Regions from separate parts of the Homo sapiens genome. Here region 2 is linked to region 1. Evidence: chromatin loops called from intact Hi-C (ENCODE). Cell type or tissue: tibial artery. All regions are shown on one strand. Each heading gives the region's core, and the rest is flanking DNA. Links, peaks and the distances in the headings are about the cores only.

What was found. Peaks named below come from ENCODE experiments on the same cell type or tissue, not always from the same donor. Only the 100,000 strongest peaks of a DNase experiment are listed, where the experiment ranks them.
Region 2: it touches region 1 in a loop (2.4-fold over the local background); 3 of 110 quality-filtered maps call a loop at or near these places.

What each region holds. Positions count from the first base shown.
Region 1 is chr15:40,418,549-40,428,388 of GRCh38, reverse strand. IVD (isovaleryl-CoA dehydrogenase) reads right to left here. Exons shown (of 12, transcript NM_002225.5): 12 at 7,081-9,840. Among named protein-coding and RNA genes, the nearest start is that of BAHD1, 17 kb to the left of the region's middle. In tibial artery, for the core only: a CTCF peak has its summit at 6,293 (motif pointing right); a DNase peak (open chromatin) is centred at 6,372; H3K4me3 peaks cover 312 bases; H3K27ac peaks cover 1,313 bases.
Region 2 is chr15:40,064,597-40,074,436 of GRCh38, reverse strand. SRP14-DT (SRP14 divergent transcript) reads right to left here. Exons shown (of 3, transcript NR_040060.1): 3 at 6,928-9,216. LOC105370787 (a long non-coding RNA gene) reads left to right here. Exons shown (of 3, transcript NR_188231.1): 3 at 1-150. Among named protein-coding and RNA genes, the nearest start is that of SRP14-DT, 30 kb to the right of the region's middle. RefSeq lists enhancers at 4,506-4,625, 9,611-9,720 and silencers at 4,756-4,815, 5,934-6,117. In tibial artery, for the core only: a CTCF peak has its summit at 5,018; a DNase peak (open chromatin) is centred at 5,106; H3K27ac peaks cover 1,934 bases.

The DNA.
Region 1 (9,840 bases), core at 1,538-9,537:
TACCTGGGAGAGAGGGGCTGGGAAGAGGTACAAGAGGACCTGGAACTGGCTGGATCTCAATATCTAGGTGGTGATTCTGAACTGCTGCCAGCTCCGGGCCTTGGAAGCAGTCTTAGGAAGGGAGAGCAGATCTCAGCTCTCTCAAGCAGTCTCAAGCAGCAGTCATATAAAACCCACAAACAGTCCAGTCTTTTTTTTTTTTTTTTTGACACGGAGTCTCACTCTGTCACCCAGGCTGGAGTGCAGTGGCCAAATCTCGGCTCACTGCAACCTCCGTCTCCCAGGTTCAAGCAATTCTCCTGCCTCAGCCTCCTGAGTAGCTGGCATTACAGGTGCGTGCCACCACACCCAGCCAATTTTTTTATTTTTAGTAAAGACGGGGTTTCACCATGTTGGCCAGGCTGGTCTCAAACTTCTGACCTCAGGTGATCTGCCCGCCTCAGCCTCCCAAAGTGCTGGGATTACAGGCATGAGCCACCGTGCCTGGCAGTCCAGTCTTAATTAGCAACCTTGGACTGGTCTGACTCCCACCCTTCCACTCTGGGCCACTGGTGGGCTTCTGGAAAGAAAGGAGGGGCTGGGCAGGATGCAGGCCAGTTATGAAGGACATCAAGTCTTCCTTCACTACCCTTTTCTCATTTCAGGTTCCTCTTTCCCCCTATTTTAAATCTTAATATATCTTATAGTAAAGTTATCTTAATTTATCTTATAGTAAATTTCATTTAACTATTCTACTTCAACAAGTAAAGAGACCCACTGTATGCCCAGCCCTGGCCAGCCTGCAGCATCAGACAAGACTCAAGTATGAACTAAGGGATTTTGCTACTCTATTCCTGTAAATAGAAAGACTTTGCGGGAGGGGGCAGGTTGTCCTGAAAACACATGTCTTTGTAGAGGTTGCCTCTTGGGAACCCAGGCAGATGTGCAAGGGGACTCTCAAGGCAGGCCAGGCAGGCAGCCCCCAGCGCTGGGCTTATCTCCCACAAGCAGCTGCGTGTTCACGCTCCTTGCCTCTGCTCCTGCAGCGTGTCTGACAGCCTCTCTGAAAGTGTGTGCAGACGTATGCATGTCCATGTGCATGCTCACCCATGTTTGCTCCTGGACGGGCACAAGGCACAAGCTGTGTCTGAATGGATCTGGATCTGGAGCTGTGTCTCTCTCTGCCAGTGCGAGCGTAGCCCTAGTCTTCTTGCTTCCTTCCTTCCTTCTTCTGCCAGCAAGGGCAGCCCTCTGTACTTCCGCCACTGATCCACTGGCCACCTTTGAGGAGCGGAGGTACTGCCTGTGCTGAGATATTCCTGGGCCTGGAATACCTTTTTTTCTTCAAGAAAATTCCCACTTATCTATCCAGCCCTTACTCTCTCGTGTCTTCCAGGGCAAAACTGGAGCATCCGGCTGCCTGGCAGGGTAAATGGAAACGTAATTGTTGCTCTCTGAGGCTGGTCTGTGCTAAATCATTACCATCTCCCCAGCCCGTCGCCCAGTGCATGGGTCTTAGTAGCTTGCCTATAAAGGTTTGTTCAACATGTGGTTTATGGGCCTGGCTGGGGAAGCAGCGATGCACAGATGCACACTTTTGCCATCTGATTTCTCTCCCTTGCTGAAAATAAGCTCATGGGGTTAGCCCTGGGGCTGGCATTCAACTTTTGCCCCAAGTCACCTCTGGTGGCATCATTCTAATAGGCCCACAACTACTTTGGAAAACAGTTTTGAATTATCTAGTAAGGTTGATCAGGTGCATAGCCTACAACAGATAAATTATATTCCTGGGACTATGACTTGAGGAACACTTGCACATCTGTATCAGAAGATACCCACAGGAATGGTTTTTTCTTTTCTTTTTTTTTTTTTGAGACAGTGTATCGCTCTGTTGCCCAGGCTGGAGTGCAATGGTGTGATCTCGGCTCACTGCAACCTCTGCCTCCCAGGTTCTAGCTATTCTTGTGCCTCAGCCTCTAGAGTAGCTGGGATTACAGGCATCCACCACCACACCCGGCTAATTTTTGTATTTTTAGTAGAGATAGGGTTTCACCATGTTGGCCAGGCTTGTTTCAAACTCCTGACCTCAGGTGATCCACCCGCCTCGGCCTCCCAAAGTGCTGGGATTACAGGTATAAGCCACCGCGTCTGGCCAGGAATGTTTTAGAATAGCCCCAAACTGGAAACAGCCCAAATGTCCATCGACAGTAGAATGGACAATTAAATTGTTGTATTTCCACATTATGGAATACTACACAAGAAAAAAAATTGAAGAGATTACAGTCCTGCTCATTAACATGAATGAGGCTGGGCACCGTGGCTCACACTTGTAATCCCAGCACTTTGGGAGGCTGAAGCAGAAGGATGGCTTGAGCTCAGGAGACCAGCCTGGGCAACATAGTGAGACCCTGTCTCTATAACATTTAAGAAAAAAAAAAAAAAATAGCCGGACTGGGCCTTTAATCCCAGCTACTGAAGAGACTGAAGTGGGAGAATCACTTGAGCCCGGGAGGTCAAGGCTGCAGTTAGTCATGACTGCGCCGCTGCACTCCAGCCTGGGTGACAAAGTGAGGCCCTGTCTCAAAAACAATAAAAAATTTAAAAGAGCTGAGCATGGAGGCCACTTTGGGAGGCTGAGGCAGGCAGATCTCTTAAGCCCAGGAGTCTGAGACCAGCCTGGGCGACATGATGAAGCCCCATCTCTACAAAAAATACAAAAAAATTAGCTGAGCTTTATGGCAAATCCCTGTAATCCCAGTTACCTAGGAGGCCCAGGCAGGAAGATGGCTTGAGCCCAAAAGGTTGAGGCTGTAGTGAGCTGTGATCATGAACAGAGTGAGACCCTGTTTCAAAACAAAATGAAAAACAAACAAACAAAAAAACCAAGAAAACAAGAAAACAAAAACTATACAATGATGAGCCAAAAAGCAAGATATGGAAGAATATATATATATATATATATATATATAGTATGAGTCCAGCTATAGAAAGTTTGAAATCAGGCAACCTAAACAATATTGTTCAGGGATCTATACAGAGGCAGGAAGCCATTGAGAAAGGTAAGGGGAGGATTATCACCAAATTCAGGATGGTGGCTCCCCTGGGGAGAATATGTCAAGGAGGGGCACATGGGCTTGGAATACTGTCTTCATTGACCTGCGTGTTGGGTACACAGGAGTTTGTTATTTTTCACACTGCATATGTGCATGTATATACTCTCCCATATATACCATGCATTTCACACAAGAACACAAAGGCTGTGTGGCTCTGCTCTGCCCCTTTCCCCTTCCAGCTCCCATTCTCGTCCTCAGCTAGCAGAGGAGGGTCAGGGTCTTTTAGCACAGCTTCCTTCTGTCTCTGAGTGGGTCAGAGGAGTACGGGGATGAGGGCCTCCCTTCTGCGGCTGGGCTCTGGCCACTCCAGGGTGGGAAGGCCTGGAGAAAACAGGGCCAGGCAAAGCCGGCTGGCCCTGCTGTTTCTGCCAATGCTGGGATTAGGCCAGGGCTCTGGCCCACCTGTCATTTCACTCATTCAGCATGAACATAGCCACTGAGCACTTACTGTGAGCCCCGGGTGCTATTGGGAGAGTTCAGATAAGTGAGAGAGGGTCTTTGACCTCAAAGATCTTACAGAGAGGACCGTATACACAAATAACAGTATACCAGCAAAATGTGAGCTAAGTGTCATGTGACTACTCATCTACTCTTTCAATAAATATTTGTTGTGCACCTATTACATGCCAGGAACTGTGCTGGATGGTGATCATGTAAAGACAGTCAAATCACAGTCCTAGCTCTCAGATTCACAGCCTGCCTAATGCTGGGGAAACTGGAATAAACAACTGTGTGGCAAGCCCATCAGTGCAGATATGCCCAGGGAGAAGGAGAAAGGGGACCCATCCAGGATGGATGAGATGGAGACAGAGGAATGAGGGAAGGTTGGAGAAGAGAGGTCTTCCTGAAGGAGGCAGGCCCTGGCCTGAGGCTTTAGAGATGAGGAAGCAAGAGAAAGTTTGAAGGGCTGGAAGGACTTCCAGAGCTGCCCCAGACCAAAGGCACAGGGATGAGAAACATGGCAGTGAGGACTCCTTGCAACAAGAACACGAACATTCAGCAGGGAAGGAGGGAAGCAGCAGAAGGGGAAGGCCCAGGGGGATCAGAGTCATATTTGCCTTGCCAAGCCTTAGATCTTACAGGTGCTGGGAGCCACTGAAGAATTTGCGGGGAGCTTGATAGTTCACTGGTTCAGTGTAGAGGAAGGGTTGAGGGGCATGGCCTGGAAGAAGGAAGGCAAGTTGGCAGGATGTTAAGATCCAGGAAGTATTTAAGAGATACCAGGCTAGCCTCTGAGAGTGGCTGGGTGGTGGGTGAGGGAAAGAGGCCAAATTCTGGAACGGCCCCCTGCAAGAGTAACCAAGTGGCGCACACAGGGAGAGGAGAGCTCCCACTCGGCACTAGCGTGGCTGTAGGCTCTGGGTACCAAGTGTGGGCAGGGGTTGGGGACAGCCAGGAATGTGAATGGGGCTCTGCACCACCTGATTTCAGGGCTCCCAAACACTGGCCCGTGGACAGGGCTGGCCCGAGGAAGTGAAAAAAGTATGGGCATAACTTCTCATAAATCAAATGTATGCACTTTAAAGAACTATCCTTGGGCCGGGCATGGTGGCTCATGCCTGGAATCCCAGCACTTTGGGGGGCCGAGGTGGGCAGATCATGAGGTCAAGAGTTTGAGACCAGCCTGGCCAATATGGTGAAACCCTGTCTCTACTAAAAATACAAAAATTAGCCGGGCATGGTGGTGTGCACCTGTAGTCCCAGCTACTCGGGAGGCTGAGGCAGAAGAATCGCTAGAACCCAGGAGGCGGAGGTTGCAGTCAGCTGAGATTATGCCACTGTACTCCAGCATGGGCGAGAGAGCGCAAGATTCCGTCTTAAAAACAAAAACAAAAACTATCCTTAAAAGTGCTTACAATTAAATCAATAAGTAAGCATGTCACTTAGAGGTATGAAGTGAATTATCAAAAGAAGCCCCTTAAAGATTCAAAAGTGGTTTTGTCCTGGGAGTGGGAATGGGGATAGGAGGGACAGGGGACTTTTATTTTTTTAAATAAGCTTTTAAAAACTGTAGTATTTTTTAAAACAGTGAACATAAAGCATATACAAAAATTTAAGGGCTGGGCACACTGGCTCAACGCCTATAATCCCAACACTTTGGAAAGTGGAGGCAGGAGGATCGCTTGAGCCCAGCAGTTGAGCCCAGCCTGGACAACATGGTGAAAGCCCGGCTCTACAAAAAATACAAAAATTAGTCTGGCATGGTGGTGCACACCTCTAGTTCCAGCTACTGGGGGGCTGGGGGTGGGTGGCAAGGGGGAGGACTGAGGCCAGAGGATCCTTGAGCCAGGGAGGTCGAGGCTGCAGTAAGCTGAGATCACGCCACTGCACTGGGTGACAGAGTGAGATCCTGTCTCAAAAATAAATAAATAAACAAACAAATAAAAATCCTGGCCTAGCTGGGCGTGGTGGCTCATGCCTGTAATCCCAGCACTTTGGGAGGCTGAGGCCGGTGGATCAATTGAGGCCAGGGCTTTGAGACCAGCCTGGCCAACATGGTGAAACCCCGTCTCTACTAAAAATACAAAAATTAGCCAGGCATGGTGGCACATGCCTGTAATCCCAGCTATTTGGGAGGCTAAGGCACGAGAATCGCTTGAACCCTAGATGTGGAGGTTGCAGTGAGCTGGGATCGCGCCACTGCACTCCAGCCTAGATGACAAAGTGAGACTCCGTCTTAAAAAAAAAAAAAAAAAAAAAAAAAAAAAAAAGTCGGCCGGGCGCGGTGGCTCACGCCTGTAATCCCAGCACTTTGGGAGGCCGAGGTGGGTAGATCATGAGGTCGGGAGATCGAGACCATCCTGGCTAACACGGCGAAACCCCGTCTCTACTAAAAATACAAAAAATTAGCCGGGCATGGTGGCGGGCGCTTGTAGTCCCAGCTACTCGGGAGGCTGAGGCAGGAGAATGGCGTGAACCTGGGAGGCGGAGCTTGCAGTGAGCCAAGATTGCGCCACTGCACTCCAGCTTGGGCGACAGAGCGAGACTCCGTCTCAAAAAAAAAAAGCCTTTTATGAAATGATGGTAATAGAGGATAGGCTTCCCCCAACCCCTCTTCCCTTTCATGTCCTTATTGGCTAAAACAAAACGTCGTTGAGTCCTGAAATCCCAAACTGGGGGCCTTGAACCCCAGGCAAAGGCCATATAGGCTGGCTCCGCGCGTTTGCAACCCAACCCCGCGGGCAGCCGGCAGGGGTCAGGCGAGCTCCATGCGACACTCGAGCTGCGTCTGGCAAGCCAGTGCTGCGCTCGAAGAAGCGCGCTGCCTCGAGGGAGAGGGTCAGAGGAAGGACTCTGGACCTGCCCTAGGCTGGGGGTCGCGACAGATGGCCACCTGGGTCTTAGGTCCCAGCTCCCACCCGGCAGGCAGGGACTGGGAACCTCTCTCCAGACCGCGCGGTGTGTTGACACCAGGTCTAGTCCCATTCCACCGAGGGCAACTCACCTTACCGGTCTTCTGAAAGGGGGCCCTGCGCGAAACCTTGCCTCCTGCACTCGGTTGTGCAAAGATCAAGGATCTCAGACTTGAGAGGGTTACATGGGCAAGGGATTGTTATCACTAGATTATATGGATTTAGAATTAGGACTTAGGCTCCTGGGGAAGCCTGCTTTAGGACTCAGATGGTGGTTGTAGAAGATTGCCTTGCAGACTCACCCTTGGGGATGTGATTAGGTCTGGGGCAGGATCCAGGAACCTGCATTTATTCTAGGTTGCCAAATTTTGATAAGGGGTGTGCTCAGACCACGCTTAAAAAACATCCCAAGGTTCTGTTGCCCTCCCACAGGGCAGGCAGCATCAACAGCAGCGAGCTGCCCTGATAGTGTGACCTGCCTAAAATTGGAGTGGAGTAAGAGCCAGCCGCAGGAAGGAGCAGTGCTGGCAGCTGGTGCTGCAGATTTGCCCAATGCATGTAGGCAACCAAACACGCCCACAAGAACCAAAGTAGACGTGCCCCTTGTTCTTCCATTTACCACTCAGGCTGCATGGTTCATTTTGTTTTTTTTGCTTTTAATTTTAAAACATTTATTTTGCTTCACATATAGAACCAGGAAAGAAATCACCTCCCCAAGTCGACAGGGCTTAGACAGACTGGATGAAGCGCCCCATTTTGCCACATTGTCTCCAGGCTGGTCTCTCCAGCCACACATTAAGCCAGCAAGATGGCCCTTTTAGTCACATTCATCTCCAACATAGCAGGGAGCAAGACAAGGAAGTGAAAGGGACTGCCTATGAGCCCAGGATCTTGCCCTCAGGATGGGACGGAACTGGGGTTGGTGAGGAGCCAACCCCACCTGTCTCAAGCCTCAGGCTAGGAACAGCACTTGGCTGCAGGCCAGGACCAAGAGCCAGGATAGGTGCTGCTGGGCTGAGAACCAAGAAAACCAGTTCCCTCTTTTTGGAACTCGGAAGGGGTGGAACAACCCAGACCCATTCCCTTCTCAGATCACACTCTATCCAGACTGCTGTACAGTGCGGCCCAAAGCTGGAATTCTCAGAACACCCCCATTTTTGCCATGAGCAGATCTGGATTCTAGTTCGTTTTGACCTTGAGAAAGTCAAATTGTGTTGATCTTTTTAAAAACAAAGGGGCGGTTTTCAGAAATCTATAAGCTTCCTTCTGGCTGTAAGAACTTAGCACTCTGGGCTCCCTGCTTCCTTTAAAACTCACTGGGAGATCTGGGAAAGGGAGGCTGAGACCTCTCTCCTAAGGGCTGATTTTACCTTCCTGTCCCTCATGAAAGAACGGGCTGGAGGACAGGAATAGGACCTGGGCCAGCCACTCTCCAAGGACACAAGCTGGATCCAGACAGGAAGCAGCGGCAAGTAGATTGCTTCTCCCCAGATAGGTTTGTTTCACAATATATTTAATACAAAATGGCAGCAGCCACTGTGCAGTTATAACAAAATTAGCCATAGGGTATCTGGAGAAATGTACACAGGCAGCCTCAGCTGGAGTCATGCGAGCCAACTCCGGCCTGCTCGGGTAGGGCCTGTGCCTGCTGCCCAGTCAGCTGTGGGTGGTCACACGGCCAGGACTGGATGGTGCCCGTGGCAGGGCGGTGCACAAGGGCTCAGAGGTGCTGTACAGGAGGAGCCAGTCTTCCAACAGTACACAAAAGCACGCTGTCCTCTGCTCTGCCCCCCCTGCGGACTCAGCAGCATGTGTGTTCATTTATTTTATTATTATTTTTTGAGACAGAGTCTCACTCTGTTGCCCAGGCTGGAGTGCAATGGCGCGATCTCAGCTCCTGCAACCTCTGCCTCCTGCGTTCAAGCGATTCTCCTGCCTCAGTCTTCTGTGTAACTGGGATTACAGGCGCGTGCCACCAGGCCTGGCTAATTTTTGTATTTTTAGTAGAGACGAGGTTTCACCATGTTGGTCGTCAGGCTGGTCTCGAACTCCTGACCTTGTGATCTGCCCGCCTCGGCCTCCCAAAGTGCTGGGATTACAGACGTTGAGCCACCATGCCTGGCCTATTATTTTTTGAGACAGAGTCTCGCTCTGTCGTCCAAGCTGGAGTGCAGTGGTGTGATCTTGGCTCACTGCAAACTCTGCCTCCCGGGTTCAAGCAATTCTCTGCCTCAGCCTCCTGAGTAGCTGGGATTACAGGAGCCTGCCACCACACCTGGCTAATTTTTGTATTTTTAGTAGAGACGAGGTTTTACCATCTTGGCCAGGCTGGTCTTGAACTCCTGACCTCGTGATCCACCTGCCTCGGCCTCCCAAAGTGTTGGGATTACAGGCATGAGTCACTGTGCCCAGCCTATTTTTCTTTCCTTTTTTGAGACAGAGTCTCACTCTATGGCCCAGGCTGGACTGCAGCGGTGTCATATTGGCTCATTGCAACCTCCACCTCCCGGGTTCAAGTGATTCTCCTGCCTCAGCCTCCTGAGTAGCTGGGATTACAGACGTGCACCACCACCCCTGGCTAATTTTTGTATTTTTAGTAGAGATGGGGTTTCACCACGTTGGACAGGCTGGTCTTGAACTCCTGACTGCAAGTGATCCACCTGCCTTGGCCTCCCAAAGTGCTGGGATTACAGGCACACACCACCTTGCCTGGCCAAGCAAGCATATGTGTTCATAAGCTGCTAGGAGCTGATACCTCTAGAAACTGGAAGAAACAAGGGCCAGGGTTTTTTTGTTTTGTTTTGTTTTTTGAAGAGTTTTGCTCTTGTCGCCCAGGCTGGAGTGCAATGGCACAAGCTCGGCTCACTGCAACGTCCGCCTCCTGGGTTCAAGTAATTCTCCTGCCTCAGCCTCCTGAAGTAGCTGGGATTACAGGTGCCCACCACCATGCCCAACTAATTTTTTTCTATTTTTAGTTGAGGCGAGGTTTCCACATGTTGGCCAGGCTGGTCTTGAACTCCTGACCTCAGGTGATCCACCCATCTCAGCCTCCTGAAGTGCTGGGATTACAAGCATGAGCCACCACGCCTGGCTAGGCTAGGTTTATTATTTTTTTCCCCCAGAAAAGAGACTGAAAGTTGAATTTGCCTTATCCAAAATGCTTGGAACCACAAGTGTTTCAGATTTCAGGATTAGGGATACTTAACCTGTACCAAGTTCCAATTCATGGAGAGGGGCCATGATTCTGCTGTGCTTGAGCAGAGAGATCTCCTTGCCAGAGCCTCACCCAAGAGAAAGAGGTGGGTACCTGCATGCCCCCAGGTGCCTACCCTGGGAGGTGGGCACCTGCATGCCCCCAGGTGCCTACCCTGGGAGGTGGGCTCAGAAGTTAGAGA
Region 2 (9,840 bases), core at 1,019-9,018, 350 kb after region 1:
GGCTCTACCAATCAGCAGGATGTGGGTGGGGCCAGATAAGAGAATAAAAGCAGGCTGCCCAAGCCAGCATTGGCAACCCGCTCGGGTCCCCTTCCAGGCTGATAGAAGCTGTGTTCTTTCGGTCTTTGCAATAAATCTTGCTATTGCTCACTCTTTGGGTCCACGCTGCGTCTATGAGCTATAAGCTATAACACTCACCGCGAAGATCTGCAGCTTCACTCCTGAGACCACGAGCCCACCGGGAGGAACAAACAACTCCAGACGCGCTGCCTTAAGAGGTATAACACTCACCGCGAAGGTCTGCAGCTTCACTCCTAAGCCAGCGAGACCACAAACCCACCAGAAGGAAAAAACTCGGAACACGTGTGAACATCAGAAGGGACAGACTTCAGACGCGCTACCTTAAGAGCTGTAACACTCACCGCGAGGGTCCGCGGCTTCATTCTTGAAGTCAGTGAAACTAAGAACCCACCAATTCCGGACACATTTAGACTTGTTTCTCAGGTCGGGGGTGGCGCACGGTTGATTTCTGGCTGCCTTTAGTGCTGATTGCGAAAGCGAAGGCTTGAGACCAGGCGTGGTGGCTCACACCTGTAATCCCAAAACACTGAGAGGCCAAGGTGGGAGGATTGCTTGAATCCAGGAGCTGGAGCCCAGCCTAGGCAACATCATGAGGCCCCGTTGCTGGAAAAAAAAAAAAAAAAAAAAAAAAGGGAAGAGTTGGAGCCCTGGGCTTGTCCCTGGGCCTGGTGGGCTCTCTAGTGGGTGGAAACAGCAGGCAAGTCTTCTTTATTCTCAAGTCCTGCGGATCTTTTTTTTTTTTTTTGAGACGGAGTCTCGCTCTGTCCCCCAGGTTGGAGTGCAGTGGCGCCATCTTGGCTCACTGGAAGCTCCGCCTCCCAGGTTCACGCTATTCTCCTGCCTCAGCCTCCCGTGTAGCTGGGATTACAGGCACCCGCCACCACGCCCGGCTAATTTTTTGTATTTTTAGTAGAGACGGGGTTTCACCGTGTTAGCCAAGATGGTCTCGATCTCCTGACAGTGATCTGCCCGCCTCGGCCTCCCAAAGTGCTGGGATTACAGGCGTGGGCCACCGCGCCCAGCCTATCACTTTTAATAGAGAAGGAAAGAGGGGCGGAGGAGCGGATGGAGGAGTGATGTTAATGGGACATGCGCACTTCCCTAGCACTGCACTAGGGTGTCAGGGTACAGTTGATGCCTTGGGAGAACTGGAAACTCCTGATTTGGGAGAGTGATGGTATTGGCTGGGAGTGATTGTCATACATTCTGAACTCTGATGCCCGTTCTGAGACCCCTGGGATGCCAGGCTCTTCCCAGGGAATAGCGTTGACAGCTAAGCTGCTTCAACAGAAAGGCCACAGAGGCGACACATTCCCGTTTGTCCCCGGCCACTAGAAAGTGTTTCCAGGAGAAGCGGGTTATGAACAACCCATCACCTTCTTTCAGATGGGGTATTGTGGGAGCCCTAATGAGAGGTGCTAATGTTCTTCCAGCCCCAGGAGCTCTCTTTATCCCTGTCTCCCTCCGGGATCCTCCGAACAGTCTGCCTCCACAGGTGGCATTGGTAGGGAGGCCCCAAGCCAGGTGGTTAGCCGACTTCCGACCCACCTTGTGCCTCGGATCCCCCACCGCTCCGCTACGGCTTGATTTCAGGATAAGCCTCAGGAATGGACCTTTTGGGTGAGGGGGAGAGGAAAGAGACCGATTTCCTCGAGAGAGGTGGGGCAGGGGAGCAGCTGAGAGAAAGCTGCGCCGTCTGGAAAGGAAGCCAGAAAGGAAGACAGAGTCTCTTTGAGCTTTTCCCACCAAGCTCACAGGAAAATTGCAAAAACATCATTGGACTGGATCAGGATGCGAAGGGAGCAGCCAGGAAGGCGCGGCCTCTTTGAAGGCTCCCGCTCCGCGCGAGGCGTGGCTCCCGGAGGGGTACACCAGCTGGAGTGAGGAACAGGGCTCAACGCCCGCCCGCCCGACAGCCACAAGGGAACGGGTTGCGTTTTGTTTTGTTCCCAGTGGTCCCCAGGGCCGAAGGGGAATATAAGGAGATGCTGTTGAGCTGGCTAGAGGGGACGGGAGGCTCGAAGCGAGGCACGCAGTCAGGCACTCCTGACGAGAAGAAGCAAGACTTACACAAGGGCAAAGGCCTCCTACTGGAGAGATGAGACTAGTGAGGCCTGGGGACAGCTCCGAGGGCTGGGGAAGGTCAGTGTTGGCTTCAGGCGGGGGTATAACTAGACCTGGCTACTTATCTTGTGGGGCTCAGTGCAAAGTGAAAATACGGGCCCCTTATTAAATTATGAAGCGTTTGCTGGGTGTGGTGGCACGTGCCTGTAATCCCAGCATTTTGGGAGGCTGAGGTAGGAGGATCATTTAAGCCCAGGAGTTCAAGACCAGCCTGGGCAACATAGTGAGAGCCTGTCTCTACAAAAAATAAAAAATTAGGTCAGGCACAGTGGCACATGCTTGTAGTCCCAGCTACTCAGGAGGCCGAGGTGGGAGGATCACTTGATCCCAGGAAGCAGAGGTTGCAGTGAGCCAAAATTGCATCACTGCACTCCAGCCTGGGTGACAGAACAAGACCCTGTCTCAAAAAAATAAAATAAAAAATTAGTGGGCGTGGTGGTGCATGCCTGTGAGTTCCAGCTGCTAGGGAGGCTGAGGTGGGAGGATAGCCTGAACCCAGGAGGTGGAGGCTGCAGTGAGCCAAGAACATGCCACAGCACTCCAGCCTGGGTGACAGAGCAAGACCCTGTCTCAAAAAAGACATATATATATTGCGGCAACAGAGTTTTAAACCAAATGCAAGGCCCTTCTAAGCATTGGGCCCTGTGCTACTGACTACCCAGGTCAAGGTGTGAGGTTACCCAGTATGAAGGGTCTCCAACCTACTTCATTAAAGGCCACCAAAAGGAAGAGTCCAGATGAAGGCCAGGGGAGAAAAAAAAATCAGACTCCTTGAGGAGTCTTTTGGTTTTAAAAAATATTGGGGAAAAATAGAGTCTCCATTAACAGCATGTTTTTAACTTTTAAACAGACCTTCACATCTCTGGAACCATATAACAAAGGTGACAATTTTATGAGCCAAGTTATGCATGGCACATTTTATGTGCCTAAACGACCTAAGTGATTTTTGTAGGTCCTTCAAGGACAATAAAAAAGTATTGTAGAGGAAAAGATTTGTATATATTTATATTTCGCCACCAAATGTCAATATTTCTTTTATAAAAATTCATCCCTCCTACCATGCCTCTTATCTGTTCAAAATGTTTGGACATTTCACTTCCCTAGTCTAGGCCAGTTTTTAATTTTAATTTTTTTAACTTTTTAAATTTTTGAGACAGGGTCTCGCTCTGTTGCCCAGGCTGGAGTGCAGCGGCGCAATCTCGGCTCATTGCAACCTTTGCCTCCCAGGCTCAAGCGACCATCCCACCTCAGCCTCTCGAGTAGCTGGGTCTACAGGCATGCACCACCATTAGCCCAGCTAATTTTTTAAATTTTTGTAAATACAGGGGTCTCCTTATATTGTCCAGGCTGGTCTTGAACTCCTGAGCTCAAGTGATCCTCCAGCCTCGGCCTCCCAAAATGTTGGGATTACAGGAGTGAGCCACCATGCCTGGCTCCAGGCCAGTTTTGTTTGTCACCTGACACTGTGTCCTCTTTCAGTTTGGAGACCACAACTCCGCAGGGTTGTTGGGTTAGTGTCCTTTGGTGGGCCACACATTTCCCCAGCCCCCCAAGCCCCAACCCACCCCACTCAGTTAGCCAGTTGGTATTATACATGTATTAGAACTTTCTCTGAGAACAGAGCTCACAAAAAAGTAAAGATCTGAGAGCTTCTGGAGGGGGACAAGGGAAACTCAGGGCAGGTGCAGAAGCTGGTGCCGGGGTAAGGGCCCCAGCTGCCATTCCTCTGCTCTCCCGTGTTTCCAGTGCCCCCTCACCCCTGTGTCAGCTTCCTCCCCGGGGAAGTGGGGTTGGGTGGGGATTACCACTGCCTACTGGGATGGGCGCCGGCTTCATCTGCAGGGATTATCAGGCCTGGTGGAGCTGGCTCCAGCAGCCACAGCCCTCAGGGCCTGACCTCCCCTGCTCTCCACCTGTGACCTCAGAGAGCAGGGGCTGTCACTCTGGGTATGTGGCCTGGTGTTTTCTCTCCTCTGTGGGGTTTTTTGGACCTCTCAGTATCTCTCTCAGAGAGATACTGACCATCCCCTAAAATTTGGAGACTGCCCAGTGGTGTGATTTGTCTTCCAGCAGTCAAGCCAAAGAAACCTTTGCTCAGCAAGACTGGGTCCATGGAGCTCCTTAGCGTTGGAGGAGCCATCAGCTCCAGATGGAGCCGTTACCTTGCCCTGAGGACGTTATGCCACAGCCCATCGCCCAGGGGAGAGGGACCCAGAGAGCCTGGGAGGAGCAGTAAACCCAAAAAGCAAGAAATGCCCTTTCCCCCAGGCAAGCCCCGCTTGCAAACCCTGACTCGAACAACTTCTTAGCAGGGACGCAGTGAGCCCTCAGGTGGTCCCTGCCACCCGGCCAATCCCCCTGCAGGGTGGAGCTGCCGAGCCAGAGCAGAGCCCAGGCCCACAAAGGTTTCTGAGAAACAGGGGAAGAAAGACCCTGTCCTCCATCTGGACACCAGAAATGAGGCTTGCTTCACCTGTTCTTCCTGCTGACCAACACCAGCCTGGCTCAGCAGCCTCCCTCTGTCCTGGAGTGGTGGGAGTGCCGGGGGCAGGGGCGTCACAGCTGCATCCCCCAGCCCAACCCTCAGCCTCCCCCTACCCCACCCCCGCTCTGCACCCAGTCTGTGGGGCCACAGAGCAGCCTCAGAGGCAGCCTGGGACAGGAAGAGGCCTGACCAGGGACAATCCCCTGGGGAGAACCAAAAGGGCCTAGGGACTGAGTGCCTGACAAGCGGCCCTGCCACACTGGCAGTGAAGGCGGTGGCAGGGAGCACAGCCGCGGTGGCAGCCGGCGCCCAGGGCAGGCCTCGTGCCCTTGTGGCCAGGGTGACTGAATCTGCCAGCTGTGGGGCCCATTCGTGCCAAGTCTGCCCTGGCTCCGTCTGGTCGTAATCGATGCTGGCGCCAGGCCAGGCCCCCTGCCAGCTCCGGTCACACTCGGCTAACGCGAGAGGCCCAGCCCATTAACTCCTTGCCAAGGCCCATTGTCTGGGTCCTTGCCCGGTGGTTTATTTACTCCAGGGCTGGCCGGGCCAGGGCTGGGAGGCGACAGCGGGGTGGACTGCGGGTGGGGCAGTGGGGTGGGGGGTGGGGAGGGTTGGGGAGGCTTAGGCCTGAGGAGGGGGCTGAGAGCAGGAGTGGGGCAGGCAGGACGGTGGTTTCCAGAGCCCAAGGGCAGGGCATGCTGTGAGGGTTTTTTGTGTTTTGTGTTTTTTTTTTGCTACATCAAAGATTCCTTGTATAGGCAGATGTACCTCCAGAGGCCCACCCAGTACCTTAGGGGTGAGAGAGGGCACTGGAGACACAAGACCTTAACTCCCCAGACAGCCGCCTTCAAAGCCCCTTAAATAATTTTTTTACATGACCTACCCTCTTGTATTTAAGTTGGCATTTGAAATTTTCCATCAGAAATTTAAATAGTTCCAAAGGATATCCTTTTTAGCATTTTATGAATATTTTTTCACTTTCTATATGCCTTTATTATATTTTATAGTCAAAAAATTCAAAGAAAAATGAATATTGATATTTTCAAATACAAATTGTATCTTTCTTTTAAATGTCCAATGGAATCTAAATGCCAGAGCAATTCTGTGTCCAACATTATCCATTAAAAAAAATAGGGGAACAAACGCTAATTAAACAGCTTAGAAGTTTACATTATTTCGTTCTCTCCAAGAACTTGTATTTCCATTTCACTCCTGTTACAGATTTTATGCTAATGTAAGGGTTTTTTTTTGTTTGTTTGTTTGTTTTTTTTTTGAGGCAGGGTTTTGCTCTGTTGCCCAGGCTGGAGTGCAGTGGTGTGATCCTGATTCACTGCAGCCTCAATCTCCTGGGCTCAGGTGATTCCCCCACCTCGGCCTTCTGAGTAGCTGGAACTACAGGCCTGCACCACCATGCCCTGCTAATTTTTGTATTTTTTGTAGAGACACAGTTTCACCATATTGCCCAGGCTGGTCTCCAATTCCTAGGCTCAAATGATCCGCCCACCTCGGCCTCCCAAAGTGTTGAGATTATAGGTGTGAGCCACAGCACCCAGCCTGTATTTATTTTTTATGCTTGAAAATCTTTTATTGGCTAGGCATGGTGGTTCATGACTGTAATCCCAGTACTTTGGGGAGGCTGAGGCAGGAGGATGGCTTGAGCCCAGGAGGTCAAGGCTGCAGTGAGCCATGATTGCACCACTGCACTCTAGCCTGACTAACAAAGGGAGAAGTTGTCTCAAAAAAAAAAAAAAAAAAAAGAAAGAAAGAAAAATCTTTGATTGATTATTGTATTAAATAAAATTTAAAGATTAAAACTTCTGGCCGGGACTGGTGGCTCACACCTGTAATCCCAACACTTTGGGAAGCCGAGGGGCAGATCACGAGGTCAAGAGGTCAAGACCATCCTGGCCAACATGGTGAAACCCTGTCTCTACTAAAAATACAAAAATTAGCTAGGCGTGATGGCACACACCTGTAGTCCCAGCTACTTGGGAGGCTGAGGCAGGAGAATCGCTTGAACCCGGGAGGTGGAGGTTGCAGAGAGCTGAAATTGCGCCTCTGCACTCCAGCCTGGGTAACAGAGCAAGACTCCTTCTCAAAAAAAAAAAAAAAAAAAAAAATTCCTCTGTTCCCAAAGCTGAGCATTAATTTTTTGGTTATGAGTTTAGTGTTAGAATAGTTTATATCCAATTGATCAGAGCAATGTAAATAATTACGAAATTTGATAAACAACTATTAAACATAAAAGGTAAATTTTTATTGGAAATGCATCTCTTAATAAAATAGTTGGGGTTGGGACAGGTTTTCTTCCCAATTAGTGTATGTATATGTGGATGACTTATTGCTAGACTCACACAAGGTTCAACATGAAGTTTACTCCCATGTTTAGTCTTTTGTAGGTTTAAACATTGAGAAACACTGTCCACATAAATAAATAAATGGAAGCCGATGAGTTTGTTATGAGGATGCCATTCAATTCTTTGAACTTCTTCCAAGTTATATGCCTAATAACATTATTATCAAAATGTTTTTTTATGATCCGCTGGCAATTTGATTAGTGCCTCTTTCAATTTTGCTGAAAGCAGAGCTGGAAACCACTTGACTTGCAGAAAGACTTGCTCCTCTGTCACTTGACCCCCAGGAGTCACTTTGTTTGATGCCTTGGAGATTTCTACCCCTAGGGCAGTGCCCCAGAGTGGGGGGTCACATGGGTGAGAGGGGCAGCTTTCTCTTGTAAAGCTGTCTTCCCCAGCAAATGGGAAAGGGGATGCCTTGTCTTGGATGCCTTTTTAGGAATATCGCTTTTAGGAAAAAGAGCATAGAAAAACTGAGGATCAGAAAATCGATTCTCCTCAAACTATCTTGATTCACAAACCCCTTTGGGCACCCCTGGGGGTATGTCACAATTTTATGAGTAAGAGACTGGAAATGTACCTGGGGGCCAGAACGTAAGTTTTGACTCCTCTGCTAGGAGTGAGCTCAAAAATGGATATGATTCAAATACATAGATGCCTGTGGCCAATATTCCGGATCTTCACAGTCCTCGGAATGCCCTGGCAGGGCTAAACTCCTTTTAGTCCAGTCCTCCTCAAGCTCAGACCTGCAACCTCTTCATTCTTACTGTGTATTGAGGGTTCCCTGAACTGAAGGAAGAAAGTGTCTGGAGGGTGGGAGAGACCGTGTGTGGCAGAGTTAGAAACATCAGTCTATCTCAGGGTCCTAGACAAGTGATCTCCACATAATCAGCAACAGATGGTCAGGCAGCACCTCCAAATATTTGTATCCTTATCAATCATATTTATGTGTGACTGCCAATCCATATGTCATGTGTATTAAGCTTTATTTTAGGTTTTTTTATTTTTTTGAGACGGAGTCTTGCTCTGTCACCCAGGCTGGGGTGTAGTGGCGCGATCTCGGCTCACTGCAACCTCTGCCTCCCGGGTTCAAGCGATGCTCATGCCTCAGCCTCCCAAGTAGCTGGGACTACAGGCACGCACCACCATGCCTGGATAATTTTTGGTAGAGACAGGATTTCACCACATTGGCCAGGCTGGTCTCGAACTCCTGACCTCAAATGATCCACCCACCTCAGCCTCCCAAAGTGCTGGGATTACAGGTGTGAGCCACCGTGCCCGGCCTGTATTCCCTATTCTTAATAGATTATCTTGTAAACCTTCTTTGTAGCCCATTTCTCTAGACTCAACAGCTTTCATTCCAGGTTGTTTTTAAAGCCCCAGTGGATGTGTGAAAGGGTGGTAATGGATGGCACTGAACCTCTGTTCTGGCCTTGGCAAAGGCATGTGCTCTGCCAGTGTTTACTAAGATTATGTGCCAGACACTGTGCTGGGTCCTAAGAATGTAAAAAGACACAATCTTTTGTTGTATCACAATGTAAGTGTAGTTAATACTACTGAACTGGACACAACAATGGTGAAGGTGGTAGATCTTATGTGTTTTTGACCAGAATTTTTTTTTTTTGAAGACACCATCTCTGCCCTTAAGGAGGTTGTGGCATAGTGGAGGAAACAGAGAATCCACTAATTCATTTACCTGGGAACTTTTAATTAATAGAGTGCCAATCATATTCTAGGCTGGTGCAGGTGCTGAGGATAAGCCTATAAGCAAACCAGGCACAATTAGTCTCTTATGGAGCTTACTGTCCATGGCCAGCAGGAAATGTGCACCTGCAGTGCCCAGTACAGAAACCACTAGCCACATGTAGTTGTTTACAATTAAATTAATTATGATTAAATACAATTTAACATAGTCTCTGCAGCCACAGTTGAAGTGCTCAGTAGCCACAGGCAGCTGGTGCCACTATAGAGGACAGCACAGCTAGAGAAGGTTTCCATCACTGCAGACAGCTCTTAGCGTGGTCAGTGTGCAGATGGATGAGCCAGATCGTCAAGTAGGGGGCCCTGCCAGTCTCTCCAGTGCCTTTGTGCCAGTTTCAAAAGGTTTTCTCTCTGGGCAGGTGCAACTTCTTGCCAAGGACGAGGCTTGTGGAGCAGGATATGGTTCTGGGCCTAGGAGAAGTCAAGGTGTAGAGAACAGGAGATGCAGATCACCACATGCTCACCAAGTCCCTGGAGTAAAGGACTCCAGACTCTGGAGTTGTCTGATCTCATCTCCCACGACACACTCCCATAGTGCACCACGTGCCCTGCTCATGCTGTTCTCTCAGCCTTCTTCCTTTTCCCATCTCTGTGCCTCCCAAATTCCCTTCAAGGCCCAGGTGAAATTCCACCCTTTTCCTCCTCAAAGCCTTCCCTGAACTGTTTATGAGGCTGATTAACATTTACTGAGCATAGCATTTGTACTACAGTATTTGTGCTATTGGTGGGAGCGTGGTGAGGCTGCAAGATGAAACAGGCCCTTAGACTTTCAATGTGGGTGGTTCTAACTCCCTGTCCTAAATTTGGGCCTTCACAGCCAAGTATATGCATCGTCAGTGCACATCCCCCAGGTGAAGACAGGCTCTAGAACTCTGCACACTTCCTCTTCCCACCCCGCGACTTCTGGCAAGTACTGCCTTACGTATCTTTGTCCCCACTTTTTTCCTCACTAAAAGATACCCAAAAAGGATTCTTTGAAGGTTTCTTGCCTCAATGATCCAACATGAGAAGTGGTGAGACCAACCCTTACCAGCT